Linked DNA regions of Homo sapiens: region 2 is linked to region 1. The links are chromatin contacts, found by Hi-C or POLR2A ChIA-PET in ENCODE. All regions are on one chromosome and are shown on one strand. The core of a region is the stretch at or near the end of the contact, and the rest is flanking DNA. Distances in the headings are between cores, read along the strand shown. Region 1 overlaps PLCL2 (phospholipase C like 2). Region 2 has its middle 43 kb from the start of PLCL2.

Region 1 (2,700 bases), core at 11-2,510:
GATGCTGGAAAGATTCAATTGCTAGAAGAAAATAGACATGAAGTGTATGTTCTTAAAGATATTCCTCTCACACTTCACCCTCCTTTTTCTCTCTCTTGGCAATTATTAGGCTTAACTCAAATTCTTCATCAATCTCAACACACCAAAGGGATGCCACTTTTCCAGGATGCTCTACGAAAAAATGTTATTCACCTAACAAAAATAGTCAAGGTAACAGAGCAATTTGGCTCCACTGTTCTTGATGATCACAATATAATCCTTCCAGCTGGCTTAGTTCTTAAAGTTATCACATCATACTTCTAACTCTACCTCTTGGACCCTCCCAGAAATACCTAGGCCTTTCTCTGGGAGATATTTCAGGAAGAATGTCTTTAAGGCAAACCAGAGGATGAACTGCAGCAGAGAGGGAAAGGCTGCAGGCTGGGTGGCTTCAACAGTCTCACAAGTGTGATGGGGATGGTGTCAATAAGTTATTTCTTTTCACAGATGCTGCCATAGTTAATGAATCATGTTTTCCCTGGAGCTTTCCACCTATTCAAAGGACAAGTTTCAGAGCTTGGATGAGGAGCAACTATCTTATGAACACAGAGACATTTGTCAGTTTTAAAGGTCAAATTAGATTTTTGCTCAGGTTCCCACCAAAATGATAGACTTGAAAATCAGGATTTATCAAACTATGTTCTAAATTATTTCAACATATCGAGTGTATTAGTCTGTTTTCATGCTGCTGATAAAGACATACCCGAGACTGGGAATAAAAGGAGGATTAATATGACTTACAGTTCCACATGGCTGGGGAGGTCTCACAATCATGGCAGAAGGTGAAAGGCATTTCTTACATGGTGGTGGCAAGAGAGAATAAGAAAGAAGCAAAGTGGAAATCCCTGATAAACCCATCAGGTTTCATGAGACTTATTCACTATCACAAGAATAGCACAGGAAAGACTGGCCCCCATGATTCAACTACCTCCCCCTGGGTCCCTCCCACAACACGGGGGAATTCTGGGAGATACAATTCAAGTTGAGATTTGGGTGGGGACACAGCCAAACCATATCATGGGGAAACAACCCGTAGATCACAGAGTGTTATCCCCTAAGGTGGAGGAGACTTCCTTCCAAATACAAAGGTTGAGCCAAGGGAATTGCAGCTCTGAGGCAGGAGGAAAGGAGCTGGCTCTTGCAGCTTTCTTGACGAGAGAACAGAGAGGAGGAAATAACGCCTCTTGCAGTATTGAGTGACTCATGTTGGAGCTGGGAAATCCCCCCACTATGTACCCACCTCGAGGTGAATAGAAAGTGGAGGAGAGGATGGTGGCTTTAGATGTTTAGACATTCTTTGCCAAGAACACAAAAAGAAGGGTTTGCAACCACACCCTCTCCAAGCAACCACTGGCCACTTTGTGAAGGAAGAGGGGGAAAGAGAGAAAGTCAGAGAGACTGAGCATTTTACCTAAAGAGCTTAGCATTTACAGTCCAAAACGAATAACGTAATGAATGCAATAGATGAAGTTTACCAACAGAATTAAAATCCAGGGACATCTACCTCCCTCATAAGAGAGGTAAGAAAGTTACATTTTCTTTTTCACCTGGGATGAGTATGAAGCTTGAACTCAAACTCTGCCATACAGCATAAGGTGATTAAAGGCTCAACTAGAATTAGGGCCACAGAAATGAGAAGTCAGCCAGCATTGCCTCCTCCACTCAATTAAAGTTTATTTATTCAAAGTCTAGTAATGACAAAAAGTTTACTGAATAAATGGGGATAAGGAAGCTAAGTGCTTCCTCGCAGCTTTGGAAACTGCCAGTTGACCAAAAGAACTGTGTATATTATCTCCAGAGCACTAACAGAATTTTAAAGATACATAAAATCCTTTTCTTTCTTTCTTTCTTTTTTTTAAATTTCCTGTAAGGGTCCTTGACAGAGAGAAGAACTTAGCAAAGAACTTAGGAGGCACCTTCAGCCACTGCAGAAACACAGAGAAACTATCGAAAAAGTATCAAAAATAAGCCTTGAAGAAATTATACAGGAGCAAAATCCAATATTCGATGTGGAATTTGATGGGAACATAGGAAGTAACTCCTCTACTTTTGCATAGGAAGAAAAAAGACTACAGTACTTCGAATATCTTAGTTTTATAAAAAATGTAGTAGTATTCTTTTGCGTAAAGCATAGGTTTACAAAGAAGTTCCCTAACTTTTCTTGAGCTTTGGGTTTCAGATATATTCATATTTTCTACCAGATTCAGGGAACTAAAGTGTTTGAAAAATTAGCAATCTGCCTTTGCCCCTTTAAAAAACAATAAAAATGCTCTAAACAGAAAAGTAAAACCATGGAGACCCTATCAAATACATGGCCCTAAACCACTGCCCCCTAACAGTTCTCTAGGTGGTGATGGCTCAAATGAAATCTACCCAGGAACTGAAGTGATGCTAACAGCCGGGTCCCATTTCTCATTCACCAATAGGGCTGGATGGCACCCCAGCTCTTGTTTCCTTGCTTACTTTGCAATTTTAAATCAGACTGTTAGTATGTCAGATGACATAGTAGCTTGCTTAATAGCATTTATCATTTCTTGTCTGAGGACATCATCTGACAACATGTTGAAATCTATTAAAGTCATCCTCCCAGAGAGTTTAGAGATGGATATCCAACTTAATGGATAAAAGCTGCTCTGTGATGCTATGTGATTAAGTCTCTTT
Region 2 (2,701 bases), core at 128-2,627, 180 kb after region 1:
AGGCCAACCCAGGGCAATTTCAAGCCTACCCAGCAAAACCCCAACTTCCCTCAAGGGGCAACCCTTCCTGCTCCCTAAGTGGAGTGCGTGGAATGTGCCTTCTCTTAGGAATATCCTTTCCCACTTCTCCACCTGGCTGACTCCTTCTTAGACATCATTTAGGACTTTGCTACTTGAAATGTGGACCTTGGACCAGCAGCATTGGCATTACTTGGGAGCTTGTTAAAAACGCAAAATCTCAGGCTCCACCCAACCCTGCTGAATCAGAACCTGCATTTTAACACGATCCCCAAGTGCTTTTTGCATCCGTTACAATCGGAGACGCACCAAAGTAAGACATAGCTCAGATATTATCACTTCCTTGAACCCCTGGCTTCGGTGAGGTTCTTCTCCAGGGAGTGCCCACAGTGCCCTGGTCTTGGGCCCACCACAGCACTCACCACACTGAAATGTGTTTGTTGGTTCTCTGTCTCCTACCTGGATGGGCAGCAAAGGTGTCTTATTTATCTTGGCTTCTCCAGTGCCTATAACAATACTGAGTAAACATCAGTTGAAGGAACGAATGAGTGGCTCTGAAGAAAGGTGAAAGCACTCTGGAAAATTAGCATTATGTTGCTAGGAGCCCATCTGGAACCTAATACTTGACATTTCTCTCTCTCAGCTGCTCCAGCTGCCCCCTGCATACATGAACGATTTCTCTAAATGCACCTAACTTCAGCCTTCAGGCCTGAGCCAGCGTTTAGGGTTCTCTGAGTCTTCTGCTTTTAAGCCACCTCATCACGGAACCCAGTAGGAAAACCCCAACAAACAAGGGCGGGCCCTCTGCTGCTTGGCACAGCCACCTCAACAAAAGCTGGGCACTTCCTGTAAGGCCCAACCCTGGGCCTGGCATCCCATCCTGCAGGGGGATCGCCCCTCTCCCTACTTCTGCTCACCACCTCCGGCACTTCCCCCGGTTACTTGGGTTGCTGCAGGAGCTGGGAGCACACCTTGCAGCTGCGGCAGCTTCAGAAGCTCAGATTTAACAAATGCTGGGCCGGCCTCAAAGTTAACTTCAGTTCAGTTTTCAAAGATCCTGCAAACAGCAGAAGGAGACCAGCCTGCTTCTTGTTTCTTGTCAAAGAGCGCTGTTCCCTAATTAGCCTCTCATGCTAACTTGGGGGAGCATCTCTATTCTTAGATAATACAGAAAACTGGTTTTACCCCTTAATAGTGTCTTTCTTTCTTTTGTAAATAGTTTTTTAATAAACATTTTGGTAGCTACATGAGGTTGGGTAATGCCCAAGGCTTTACCAACCTCATTGTGATATTTTTTTCACTTGTAACATATGTGACCACAGATGCTGCCACAGGCGTCACGTGGCCCCCTCACTGTAGCTGGGAGGGGACACACCTCCCATTTCCCTCTGACCACTGGGCTTTGTCTTTTCTCTCTCCTGTCTAAATTACTGAGCTGTCAGATCTAAAAGGACTGTAAAGAATAGAGATGTCATTGCCCTCTTATTTTAAAAAATTAGTAAAACAAATTGCTTTAAGTTTTCTAAACTTTTCAAAGCATTTTTAATGCAATACGTCTACATGCTAATTGTAGAAAATGTGGAAAAGCCAGAAAAGCATAAATTACCCATAATGCTACAATACAGAGAAAAATCACTCAACATCTCGGTAAATTTCTCACTAAACTTCATGTATCCAGAATAATGCATGTGAATGACTAGCGATGGAGCTGTCCTCCACCTTCCAGCCCCCACTGATACTTCAGGAACTTGGTAATAATACAAACCTGCACTTTATGCAGTTTGGAGTTTTATTCCTACTTACAAGATTATGAGTGGGTTTATTGTACTTCTATAGTTGAGCTGAAACTACGGCAGTCCCTTCTCACCTGCACTTTCACTTTCCAACGTTTTAGTTATTTGCAGTCAACTGCAGTCTGAAAATAGTAAATGAAAAATTCCAGAAATAAACAATTCATAAGTTTAAAATCGTGCAATATTCTAAGGTGCTTGATGAACTCCCACGCTGTCCCACTAGGTCCTCCTGAAATGTGAAATATCCTTTTGTCCAGAATACCCACGATGTATACCACATAGTAGTTGTTTTGGTTATCAGTTTGAAAAAACAGAGAATATATAGGATTCAGTACTATTTGAGGTTTCAGGCATCTGGTGGGGGGTCTTGGAAGGCATCCCATGCAGATAAGCAGATAAGAGGGGACTACTGTGCATACAACTTTGTATACTTCCTTTTTTTTTTTTTTTTTGCTTAAAGGAATATCAAGAGAATTTGCTCATGTTAACACTTTTTTCCCCCATTTTCTAATTTGTCAAATGAGTTTAAATGAGGTGATAAAATTGTTGGAAGTTGGGAGGTTACTAATCTGTTGTAATAAGATTTAAATAAAATAATATATTTTCAAAGTGCTTAGCTTGGGGCCTGGCATATAGTAAACTCTTCATAAATGGTAGCTATGACCATAGATTATTACTAAAATCTCATTTTAATGCCAGCATATTTCATTCTAAGTAGCATATTTAACCACCCACCCTTTTATTGTTCTGAGCTTGTTTCCAATTCTCCCCATTAAAAATTGTAGCACTGCAAGGATATCTTTGAGTATAACTTTTTGTTTCCTTTACAAAATTATTATTTCTTTAAAATAGATGACTCGGTTGAAAGATATAAACATTTTAAAGGCTTT

Evidence for each region. A loop is a pair of places that touch in the nucleus more often than their neighbours do. ChIA-PET counts read pairs that join two places held with the same protein, here RNA polymerase II (POLR2A). Pooled maps may share reads with other maps.
Region 2: a map of natural killer cell shows a loop between it and region 1 (5-fold over the local background). The contact joins two enhancer-like sites. A Hi-C loop is called at or near these places in 3 of 168 maps with a recorded cell type or tissue (OCI-LY7, naive thymus-derived CD4-positive, alpha-beta T cell and natural killer cell), 15 of 37 single-sample maps with no recorded cell type and 16 of 50 pooled maps. POLR2A ChIA-PET finds 5 or more read pairs at or near these places in 5 of 52 experiments (CD4-positive, alpha-beta T cell, CD4-positive, alpha-beta memory T cell, OCI-LY7 and 2 more).

Annotation. Positions count from the first base shown.
Region 1 is chr3:17,021,696-17,024,395 of GRCh38, reverse strand. All of the region lies in intron 3 of PLCL2 (phospholipase C like 2), which reads right to left. Among named protein-coding and RNA genes, the nearest start is that of PLCL2-AS1, 32 kb to the left of the region's middle. RefSeq lists enhancers at 997-1,076, 1,147-1,366. Within about 2 kb of position 1,260, at least 3 of the 41 ENCODE cell types and tissues checked have a DNase peak (open chromatin) inside an H3K27ac peak, as active enhancers do; they include natural killer cell, where a contact is called at or near this core.
Region 2 is chr3:16,840,692-16,843,392 of GRCh38, reverse strand. No RefSeq gene overlaps it. Among named protein-coding and RNA genes, the nearest start is that of PLCL2, 43 kb to the left of the region's middle. RefSeq lists an enhancer at 828-1,077. Within about 2 kb of position 1,377, at least 22 of the 41 ENCODE cell types and tissues checked have a DNase peak (open chromatin) inside an H3K27ac peak, as active enhancers do; they include natural killer cell, where a contact is called at or near this core.